Regions from separate parts of the Homo sapiens genome. Here region 2 is linked to region 1. A link is a loop called in an ENCODE intact Hi-C map of the cell type or tissue named here. Cell type or tissue: gastrocnemius medialis. All regions are shown on one strand. Each heading gives the region's core, and the rest is flanking DNA. Links, peaks and the distances in the headings are about the cores only. Region 1 holds the start of SYNC (syncoilin, intermediate filament protein). Region 2 has its middle 37 kb from the start of ZBTB8B.

The links. A loop is a pair of places that touch in the nucleus more often than their neighbours do. Peaks named below come from ENCODE experiments on the same cell type or tissue, not always from the same donor. Only the 100,000 strongest peaks of a DNase experiment are listed, where the experiment ranks them.
Region 2: a loop joins it to region 1, with 3 times the contacts of the local background. A loop is called at or near these places in 2 of 110 quality-filtered maps.

Annotation. Positions count from the first base shown.
Region 1 is chr1:32,700,520-32,705,887 of GRCh38, reverse strand. SYNC (syncoilin, intermediate filament protein) reads left to right here and starts at 3,118. Exons shown (of 5, transcript NM_030786.3): 1 at 3,118-3,280. The coding sequence starts at 3,228. RefSeq lists silencers at 2,569-2,658, 2,709-2,758 and enhancers at 2,119-2,884, 2,885-3,650. In gastrocnemius medialis, for the core only: no CTCF peak of the experiment used is centred there; DNase peaks (open chromatin) are centred at 2,637, 3,037, 4,017, 4,317 and 4 weaker places; H3K4me3 peaks cover 3,173 bases; H3K27ac peaks cover 4,892 bases.
Region 2 is chr1:32,499,265-32,504,632 of GRCh38, reverse strand. No RefSeq gene overlaps it. Among named protein-coding and RNA genes, the nearest start is that of ZBTB8B, 37 kb to the right of the region's middle. RefSeq lists silencers at 3,728-3,997, 4,088-4,217. In gastrocnemius medialis, for the core only: no CTCF peak of the experiment used is centred there; DNase peaks (open chromatin) are centred at 2,532, 3,672 and 4,524; H3K4me3 peaks cover 1,685 bases; H3K27ac peaks cover 5,000 bases.

The sequences.
Region 1 (5,368 bases), core at 49-5,048:
GACGTTTACTGTTGGGACTTAGCCACCATGCCATGAGGAAGCACAAGCAACCCGTGGAAAAGCCCATGTGGAGGAGAACCAAGACCCCCAGCCAAATACCCTGCTGAGCTCCCAGCTGACAGACCGCATCAACTTGCCAGCCACATGAGTGAGCTGTCCTGGACGCGAGTTCTGCAACCTCTGGGCAAGCCACCTCAGCTGATGCCACGTGAAGCAGAAATGAGCTGCCTCCACCAAGCCGTGCCCAAATCACAGATCTGTGGGTAAAATAAATGATTGTTATTATTATAAAAAACAAAAACAAACAATTTTTTTAAGGTCCTACTATGTGGTAGTCCCTGTGCTGGGCTCTGGAGACACAGCAGTAAACAAGACACATAAAGTCTCTGCCCTCATGGGGCTTCCATTCTAGTGGGGAAGCAGAGAAGAAAATAATTGAAAATGAATAGTATTGGCCGGGAGCGGTGGCTCATGCCTGCAATCCCAGCACTTTGGGAGGCCGAGATGGGCGAATCACGAGGTCAGGAAATCGAGACCATCCTGGCTAACACGGTGAAACCCCGTCTCTACTAAAAATACAAAAAAATTAGCTGGGCATGATTGCAGGCACCTGTAGTCCCAGCTACTCCGGAGGCTGAGGCAGGAGAATGGCCTGAACCCAGGAGGCGGAGCTTGCAGTGAGCTGAGATTGCACCACTGCACTCCAGCTTGGGCAACAGAGTGAGACTCCGTCTCAAAAAAAAAAGAAAGAAAATGAATAGTATTGTTGCAGATTGATAAGTGCTGCACAGAAAATAAACAGGGTGACAGGGATAAACAGTAAATGGGGTGAGGCATGGTGGCTCCTGCTTGTAATCCCAGCACTTTGGGAGGCTGAGTCTGGAGGATCCCTTGAGGCCAGGAGTTTGAGATCAGCCTTAACAACATAGTGAGACCCCATCTCTATTAAATAAAATTTTACAAAACCCAACAAAACAAAAAAGCCCATAACAAAAAAATAAATGGGTGGACATTATGGGCAGGGGGTGGGGAGGCATCAGAGAAGGCCTCTGTGAGATGTGATCTGAGACCTGAAGGAGAGTAAAAGGTGGGCTGTGAAGAGCTGGAAAGGGTTTTCTAGGCAGAGGGAGCAGCAGAAAAGGCCTGGCTGGGTGTGGTGGCTCACTCCTGTAATCCCAGCACTTTGGGAGGCTGAGGTAGGAGGACTGCTTGAGCCTAGGAGTTTGAGACCAGCCTAGGCAACACAGTGAGACCTCGTCTTTACAAAAAATACAAAAATTATCCAGGTGTGGTGGTGTGCATCTGTAGTTCCAGCTACTCGGGAGGCTGAGATGGGAGGATCACCTGAGCCCAGGAGGTTGAGGCTGCCGTGAACCATGATTGCACCACCGTACTCCTGCCTGGATGACAGAGTGAGACCCTGACTGCAAGAAACAACAGCAACAAAAAAAACAACAACAAAGGCTTGGAGGTGGGGAAGTTTCTGGGACCCTGGGGAATTCAGGGTTTCAGCCTAAAGAAGCGCTGAGCAGGAGGGTAGGAGCGGGTCAGAAATTCAGTCCTAGGGACAGCCTAAGGCCAGGTCCTGGGCTGGGGGTTGGAGGGGCAGAGCCAGCTCTTCTGAATGCCACCCTTGCCGCCTGTTGCTTGGTACCACAGCAAACAGAGCCTCTGGCAGGCCTGCCCTTGCTGCCTTAGCTCTCCTCTGGCGGGCAGCAGATGTCAAATGCCCAGCAGCTGAGGCTTCGCCAGCCTCCTCCCCTGGAATAGTTCGGGGGTAAGTCAGAAAATGACCAGCAGCCTCAAAACCTGGCTTTTTCTCGTGCGTACCTTACAAGGGTATATTTGGCTGCCCTGGGTGTTAAATCTTCCACCCCCTTGCATTAGACAGAGAAATATAAATATACAGCCACAGGCAGCACACTCAGACGCGAGGATGAATGAACATTTATCAACCCCCAGTCACGCACAAGCACACAGTCAGAGTCACAAGCGGGACCATATGCATGCCCCCCACACAGAGTCAAAACCGCCAGCCCCACAAAGACACTCCACCATGGCACAATCACCACACACATTCACCCTGAGATCACACAATCACACATCCACATGCTCACACACAGACATGTACCCCACAATCACCGCAGAGTCACACAGGGGCACACAAGCCCACACACATTCAACACCACGGCATGCTTCCCCCACCGGCCTCCCAGGCACCCCAGCCCCTGGGGCTTGTTATGGTGCCAGCATTCTTCTGCGATTGAGTCAAAGACCTCCCCAGACAGGGTAGCTAAGTGGAAAAAGGAATCCGAAGGAAGAACGCCTGAAGCCCAGGTCTGGGAAGGGGCCCAGCAGCTTCTCTCTTGGGGAGAAAGACGTCAGTGCTGGTTTGACCCTCACACTAGTGGGCTGAGGACGTGGGGGGAGGTATGTCTTGAAGTTGACAGAAGTGGGCTGAGTGGGGTGACAGGTGGAGCAGGAGAGAGACCCCAGGAAGCCTCAAAGGGTGGGGCAGAAAGTGGGGTTAAATATGGACTCAATGTGATAGGCGTAAACTCCTCCGCAGTTCTCTCTAACCCCAGCCACCCAGCCCGCCCCCAGGCTCCAGGCTGTCCCCAAACGCGCGGGGTGTGGCCGTGAACCCTCCTCCCCGGCCGCGCCCTGCCCCGCCCTTCACGACAGCTGCCGGGGACAGCCCGGAGTGCCCAGAGGGTGGCTGCGGCCCTTCCCCTCTTGGGTGGGGACCAGAGGGCGCTGAGCGGCAGCGGACACCCCCAAACACTCGCGGGAGAGGGGTGCTGGCTCCCTTTGAGCAGCCCGCCCAACCCTGCCTCCACCCTCCCAGGCTGGACAGGGAAGGTGCTCCCTGGGGCTTCAGACCCCCCTTCTGACTCCCCCTGCAACGGGACCTCACGAAAGGAAGGGTGGAGAGAAGGTTCGGGAAGACGAGGGGGCTGGGAGGTTTGGAAAGACAGCTCCAGGCCCCCGTTCCCACCCCCGCCCCAGGCTGGTCCGGGAGGGGCAGCCTCTCCCCGCCCCCAGGTCCGCGCGGCCGCTCCCTCCTCCCCCGGCAGGAGCCCCGGCCAAGTGGGCGCGCCCGGCCCGGGGCCGGCCGGGATCCGGTGTCGGTTGCAGCTGGCAGTGCGGCGGGCGCGGGCGCCGGAGCGAGGGGCCCGCGGGCCCGGCTATTAATAACGCGGCCGCCAGCCCGGGGTCGCGCAGCCATGGCCAGCCCGGAGCCCCGGCGCGGCGGGGACGGCGCCGCCCAGGCCGCGAGGTAGGACAGTGCCGGGCCCGCGTCGCCGCCCCGCTGGGGAAGGGGTGCTGCTGGACGGGTTCCCTTTCCCCCCGACCGCGGGCGTCTTTCGCCTGTCTAGGGGTAGTGGTCCAGCCGGGGTGGGGCACTGGAGCCGCCTCGTGAGGGGACATCGGGGAGTCGGGCCGTCCCGGGGTCCTGGCACCTCCGTTTGTCTGTGGCTTTTTATAATACCCCTCCCCCTCCCGGGACTACATGAAAATTAACCCTTCCAGGCGAGTGGGCATCCACCGCTCAAGTGCCATTTGGCCCATAGCAGCCAAAGACACTTCTCGCTAGCCTTCATTCCTCCCTGCAAATGTCAGTTGGAGACAGAGGCCTCCCCTGCTGAAGTGGCTGTGTGGAAGCCACTTGGTGCAAGGCTGGGCATCTGCCAGCTTGAAGTTAAGAGTCTGTCAGGGCTTGTTCTCTCCCGTCTGGCCTGGGATGGGTGGGGGAAGGGTCCAGGGGCCCTCCCCACTATCCCTCCTGGCAGGGCACGGCTGATTATTGGGGGAAGGGACCTGTGGCTGAGGGGTTTGGGGTGAGGTGTATTTCTGTCCCAGGTCATACTGTGGCTCTGGGACTTCCCAGTGTACCAAGAGGTGAGGGTGCAAATACATAGCTCCCGACACCCCTTCACTGTCACACAGGGGCACAAAGCTGAGCGGTCTTACACACACACACTCACCCATACTGCTGTCCACACCTACAGCTACAGTCAGACACACGGACTCTTGCCTGCACAATGTCACATGGACTCCCAGCCACATCCCTGAACAGGGTTGGAGAGCTCTGCGGTTCTCTGGGGACAGGGACAGAGTGGCAGAGGCAGGCTGCCCAGGGCCCAAGGAAGCCCGAGGTCAGGGGCCCCAACTAAGCTGGCTTCCTCTCCTCTGAGCCTCCTGTCATCTGCTTCTTTCCCTCCTCTCTCTGTTTAAAAGAGGCGGCTGTGTGAGGGCAGCACCCAGCAGAGGCCTGGCACCATGGGTGGGGTGGTGGAGGCAGCACGATGTGTGCTAACAGCACAGCTTGGAGGTCAGGAGGCCTGGGTTTTACTTCCAGCTTTGCCATTCGACCTTGGGCAGATTTCCTCCTTGGAGTTCATCTGGTTTCTGCCTGTCTGCCCTTACAGAGCCCCACCCTAGGATATAGAGCAGAATGAGAACTCTGCTTGTCCTTAGGAAACTCACTATCAGGGAGACAGACACATGTACTTCTGTAACTGGAGCAATAAGTGTGAAGATGTGCTGCATACAGAGTGCCCTGAGAACACACATGGGGCTGTCTGGGAGATACTTTACGGAAGAGATGAAGTTTGAGCAGGGCTTGAAGGATGAGTAGAAATTTGTTAGATAGATAGAAGTATATTGTGGGCCCGGCGCGGTGGCTCACGCCTGTAATCCCAGCACTTTGGGACGCCGAGGTGTGCGGATCACCTGAGGTCAGGAGTTCAAGACCAGCCCGGCCAACATGGTGAAACCCGGCTCTACTAAAAATACAAAAATTAGCCAGGCGTGGTGGCGTGTGCCTGTAATCCCAGTTACTTGGGAGGCTGAGACAGGAGACTTGCTTGAACCCAGGAGGCAGAGGCTGCAGTGAGCGGAGATTACACCATTGCACTCCAGCCTGGGCAACAAGAGTGAAACTCCATCTCAAAAAAAAAAAAAGTATATTGTGACTGCTGCATGCCAGGCTTTTTATATGTGCTGTAGTTACCTCTTTTGGACCTCACGCCTATCCTAGGAGGGTGGTAAATACTGCAGGCCTTCTCCAGCCTCCACCACTTACAACAGTTGTGGAACCTTGTGTGAGTTCTTACTCTGTGCATTGGCTTCCTCATCTATAAAATGGAGATAATAGATGAAGATTCTTTCTTTCTTTCTTTTTTTGAGACAGAGTCTTGCTCTTGTTGCTCAGGCTGGAGGGCAATGGCGCAATCTCAGTTCACTGCAACCTCTGTCTCCCAGGTTCAAGCAATCCTCCTGCTTCAGCCTCCTGAGTAGCTAGGATTACAGGCACACACCACCATACCCAGCTAATCGTTTGTATTTTTAGTAGAGACGGAGT
Region 2 (5,368 bases), core at 215-5,214, 200 kb after region 1:
GTCTCAATCTCCGGACCTTGTGATCCACCCACCTCGGCCTCCCAAAGTGCTGGGATTACAGGCTTGAGCCACCGCGCCCGGCCATGCCCAGCTAATTAAAAAAATTTTTTTTTTTAGAGACTAAGTCTCACTATGTTCCTCAGGCTGATCTGGAACTCCTGAGCTCAAGCGATCTGCCTGCGTTGGCCTCCCAAAGTGCTGGAATTACAGGCGTGAGCTACTGTGCCCAGCATCCTCTTGATTTTAAAGCTCCAGCCCTGAATCAGTTTAGATTACCTAAAAGCTACAAACTTAGACACTTAGACAATATGTTTATGATTTAGTGTTGTATACTTGGATTTTACTGATGGCCCATGTTAGAAACACCTCTTGTGAATTCTATAAAAATGCTGATAAAGGAATTGTCACCAGGCGACAAAGTAAGACCCTGTCTCAAAAAAAAAAAAAAAAAGGAATTGTCTATTTTCCAACATCCCTGATAGAGGGATACATTCCTCTTAGAGTTTAGTGTCAGAAAAACTTCCTTTCTCCTGACAGACATCTTTCCTATAATTATACAATGAGAACTATTACATTTAACAATCTTTTTGCTAGAAAAGTCAGAACTATGTTTAATGTTTAATTATACAATCTTTTTTTTTTTTTTTGAGACGGAGTCTCACTCTGTCCCCCAGGCTGGAGTGCAGTGGCGCGATCTCGACTCACTGCAAGCTCCACCTCCCGGGTTCTCGCCATTCTCCTGCCTCAGCCTCCCAAGTAGCTGGGACTACAGGTACCTGCCACCACGCCCAGCTAATTTTTTGTGTTTTTAGTAGAGGCGGGGTTTCACCATGTTAGCCAGGATGGTCTCGATCTCCTGATCTCGTGATCCACCCGTCTCGGCCTCCCAAAGTGTTGGGATTACAGGCGTGAGCCACCGTGCCTGGCCTAATTATATTATCTTTAGCCTTAATTATCCTTCCACTTTCCATGGCTTTTTACTGTTGATATTTATTTTAGGGTCTTTTTTTGTGGGGGAGATTACAGACCCCTGGCTAATGTTTGTATTTTTAGTAGAGACGGGGTTTTGCCATGTTGGCCAGGCTGGTTTTGAACCCCTGACCTCAAGTGATCTGCCCACCTTGGCTTCCCAAAGTGCTGGGGTTACAGGTGTGGCAGGATCTTACATGAGGCCCTTTACTGAGCGGTTATTGTTCCAGTTACGACTGCTGCTCAGCACCCATCTGAAACACAGTGGCAGAAACCACCGCCACCGTATAACACTGATTCTGCGGGTCAGGAAATCTGAAAGTGCACAGAGTGTCGGATTTTCTCTGCTCCACCGTGTCTGGGGCCTCATGTGGTGACTAACATCTAGGAGCTAGAACTGCTGGGGCTGGAGGAGCCACTCCAAGGTGGTTTCTTCACTCACAGGTTGAGCCTGGGCTAGGCTTCACTGGGACTGTATTCAGAGCACCTCTACATGGCCTCTCCTTGTGGCTGGGTGCCACTGGAGAGCAAACCCAGAGGGAAAGTCCTAAGATCCATAGACTGTATTCCAATAAAACTTAACATAAATGGACACAAATCTGAAATTTCATGTAATTTTCACGTCACAAAATATTATTGCTGTTTAGATTTTGTTTTAGCCATTTACAATTTAAAAACCAATTTTAGTTCACAGGGATACAAAAATAGGCAGTGAGCCAAGTTTGGCCTGTGGGCTACTGCAAAATTGAATGAAAAAAACAGGGTACAAAATTGTATTTACAGTATGATGTCATATAACTCAAAGAAAGAGAACTATATGTAAAGAAAAAGCTGAATGTAAATCTACCAAAATACTATTTATTTATTTATTTATAGAGATGGAGTCTCACTCTGTCGCCCAGGCTGGAGTGCAGTGGCGTGATCTCAGCTCACTGCAACCTCCGCCTCCCAGGTTCACGCCATTCTCCTGCCTCAGCCTCCTGAGTAGCTGGGACTACAGGCGCCTGCCACGACGCCTGGCTAATTTTTTGTGTTTTTAGTAGAGATGGGGTTTCACTGTGTTAGCCAGGATGGTCTCGATCTCCTGACTTCGTGATCCGTGCGCCTCGGCCTCCCAAAGTGCTGGGATTACAGGTGTGAGCCACCGCACCCGGCCCCAAAATGTTATTTTTATACTGAGATTATGGTTGATTTTTATTCCTTTTTGTTTCAATTTTACTGAAATATTTTACTGTAAGGATGGGAATAAACTGTTTTTGAAAGAATAAATGTGGTAGTGTTCACCTTCACAGTAGAATAGACCAAACATCATGGAGAGGAAGAAAAGAAGAGTGAATTCTATGGTGTTGGATTGGAATTGGAGTTTCACTCTCTCTCAGAAAATGTCCAGTGTGAAGGCCTGAAAGCAGCACCACTTCAAACACAATGAAAACACCCAGTATCTGGATCTTGGTTTGTAAATAACTGCTCTCCAGTAAACAGAACCAGGAGTCCCTGGAGAAGTATCTGATTCCAGGGCTGGGGCAGGGAGAAAGTACAAGATGAGCCTGGAACATCTTGTGCCGGAAGGAAGGAAGTATTCAAAGAACAATAGGGACATGCCAAATGAACACACAAGCTGGCTTGAACAGGCTTTCACTGGCCAAACCTGGGACAATTTGAACATTAAAATAAATGACAGCGGCCGGGCGCCGCGGCTCACACCTGTAATTCCAGCACTTTGAGAGGCCAAGGAGGATGGATAACCTGAGGTCGGGAGTTCGAGACAAGCCTGGCCAACATGGTGAAACTCCGTCTCTATTAGAAATACAAAAATTAGCTGGGCATGGTGACGCACGTCTGTAACCCCAGCTACTCAGGAGGCTGAGGCAGGAGAACCCCTTGAACCCAGGAGGTGGAGGTTGGAGTGAGCTGAGATCGTGCCACTGCACTCCAGCCTGGGCAACAGAGTGAGACTCCATCTCAAAAAATAAAAATAAAATAAAATAAATGACAGCAACAGATTATAACCTAACAGCCAGGCCCAGTGGTGCGCCTACAATGCCAAGTTATGCCAGAGGCTAAGGCAGCAGCCCAGGACTTCGAGACCAGCCTGGGCAATATAGTAGAACTCCCCATCAGCTAAAAAAGAAAAAAAAAAAGGAAACCATGTGTCCATATGTATGAAAAAAAAAATAAATGGGCCGGGTACGGTGGCTCACACCAGTAATCCCAGCCCTTTGGGAGGCCAAAGCCGGCGGCACACGCCTGTAGTCCCAGCTACTCGGGGGACAGAAGTGGGAGGACTGGTTGAATCCGGGAGGTTGAGGCTGCAGTGAACGGTGATCGCACCACTACACTCCAGCCTAGGTGCCAGAGCGAGACTTTGTCCCAAAAATAAAAATAAGGTTTAAAAGGTTTGATGAGAAATGGTGATTCATGAAAATTCAAAGTACCACCCTACAAAATACTGTTATTATAACTGCCAAGTGAGTGTGACCTTACAGCGGAGAAGCCTACAGACAGCATCTTAAAGATAAAAGTGAGCATCATCAGTGATGAGACAAATTGACAAGCTGAAATTGTGTGCCACTAGACGTGCTGCGTTGAGAAGACCGCAGCAGCCCTTCTGTGACAGTCCTGTCTAGGATAAAGAACCTGAATCCAGTCGAGATGAGACAGACAAAGCCCAATTGAGGGAAGTTCTGCAAATTCGCTGGCTCGCGCCCCGCCCCCGGCGGCTGCTGTCTCTGCGCGGCGCAGACCAAGCCTCCCCGGAGTCCGCCGCGCCGGACGGCTCCAGACACGCCCGACGCCGTCCCCGCCGCCTTCCCGCCGCCGCCGCCGCCGCCGCCAGGAGGCTCCGCGCGCCTTCCCGGCTTTCCCCGGGCCGGGCCGGGCGGCGACAGCGGCGCGGCCATTGTTCCGCAGCCCCTTCCGGGCGCGCAGGAGAGGCCGGCCGGCCGGGCGCGGGGAGGGACGGCCGGGAGCCGGTGCCCGCCAACGCCCACCGCCGCCGCCCGCGCCTCCTCCTTGGCCGTTCCCAACCCCTCGGAGACAGCGCTGCAGCTGCTGCGCCCCAGGCTGCAAATGGCGCCCGCTCGGCTTGGCGCCTCCGGCCTCGCTCTCGGCCGGGAGACGGCTGAGGGCCGCACGCCCGTGGCCCGCATCCCAACGCCGCCGCCGCCGCCGCCCGCTACCAGGCTGGTTGCAGGTCCGGGGCAGCCCCGACGCCCTCCCGCCCTCTCGCCCTCTCGCCCTCTGCCCGCGCTGCGCGCAGCGGCAATCATTCCCCCTCCACCCCTCCTGCCAAGGGGACCTACGGGCGTCCCAAGAACAATAATTAGATTATTTTAAAATTGTAAAATACATAACAATATCATTTAAAAATGCAACTTAGGGACATTAAAGATATTCATGGCGTGCAACCATCAGTACTATCTAGTTCCAAAACTTTCTCATCGCCCCAAAGGCACCGGCACCATGAGCACTCAAGTCATTCCCCATTCCCTCCTTCCCTCAGCCTCCACCAACCGCCACTGGACTTTTTGTCTCCACGGATTTGCCTATTCAGGATCTTTTTCTCTCCCTTCCTCCCTTCCGTTCCTTCCTTCCTTTTTTTTTTTTTTTTTTTTTTTTGACGGAGTCTCTCTCTGTTGCCCAGGTTGGAGTGCAATGGCGCAATCTCGGCTCACTGCAAGCTCCGCCTCCCGGGTTCACGCCATTCTCCTGCCTCAGCCTCCCGAGTAGCTGGGATTACAGGCGCCTGCCACCAGGCCCGGCTAATTTTTTGTATTTTTAGTAGAGATGGGGTTTCACTATTGCTGTCCAGGCTGGTCTCGAACTCCTGACCTTGTGATCCGCCCGCTTCGGCCTCCCAAAGTGTTGGGATTACAGGCGTGAGCCACCGCGCCCGGCCAGGATATTTCGTATAAATGGAATCAAACAATATGTGGTCCTTTGTGACTGGCTTCTCTCACCTGAAGCAATGTTTCAAAGGTTCCTCCATGTTGTAGCAGGCATCAGAACTTCCTTTTAATGGATGAATAATATTCCACCTGTGTGTGTGCGCGCATGTGTGTGTGTGACATTTTTGTTCATTAGTTGATGAACATTTGGGTATTTCCACCTTTAGGCTATTGTGAACAGAGCTGCTATGAACCTTTGTGTACAAGTTTCAGTTTGAACACCTGTTTTCAAATAACTAAATACACTTTACTCTCCTTCTAATGGAAAACTCTACAGCCACCTGCAGTTTTTTCCCCCATTAATTCTGGGAGCTCCTGGAAGTATATCATGTGCATTCCTCTCAAATTTCCTGCCAGCCATGATTTTATTTATTTAGGAGACATGTAGGTCAACTTTCCTGCCCCTCTCCAGGGCCCCTTCTCAGGGGACCTGTCCCCATGACCACCACTCA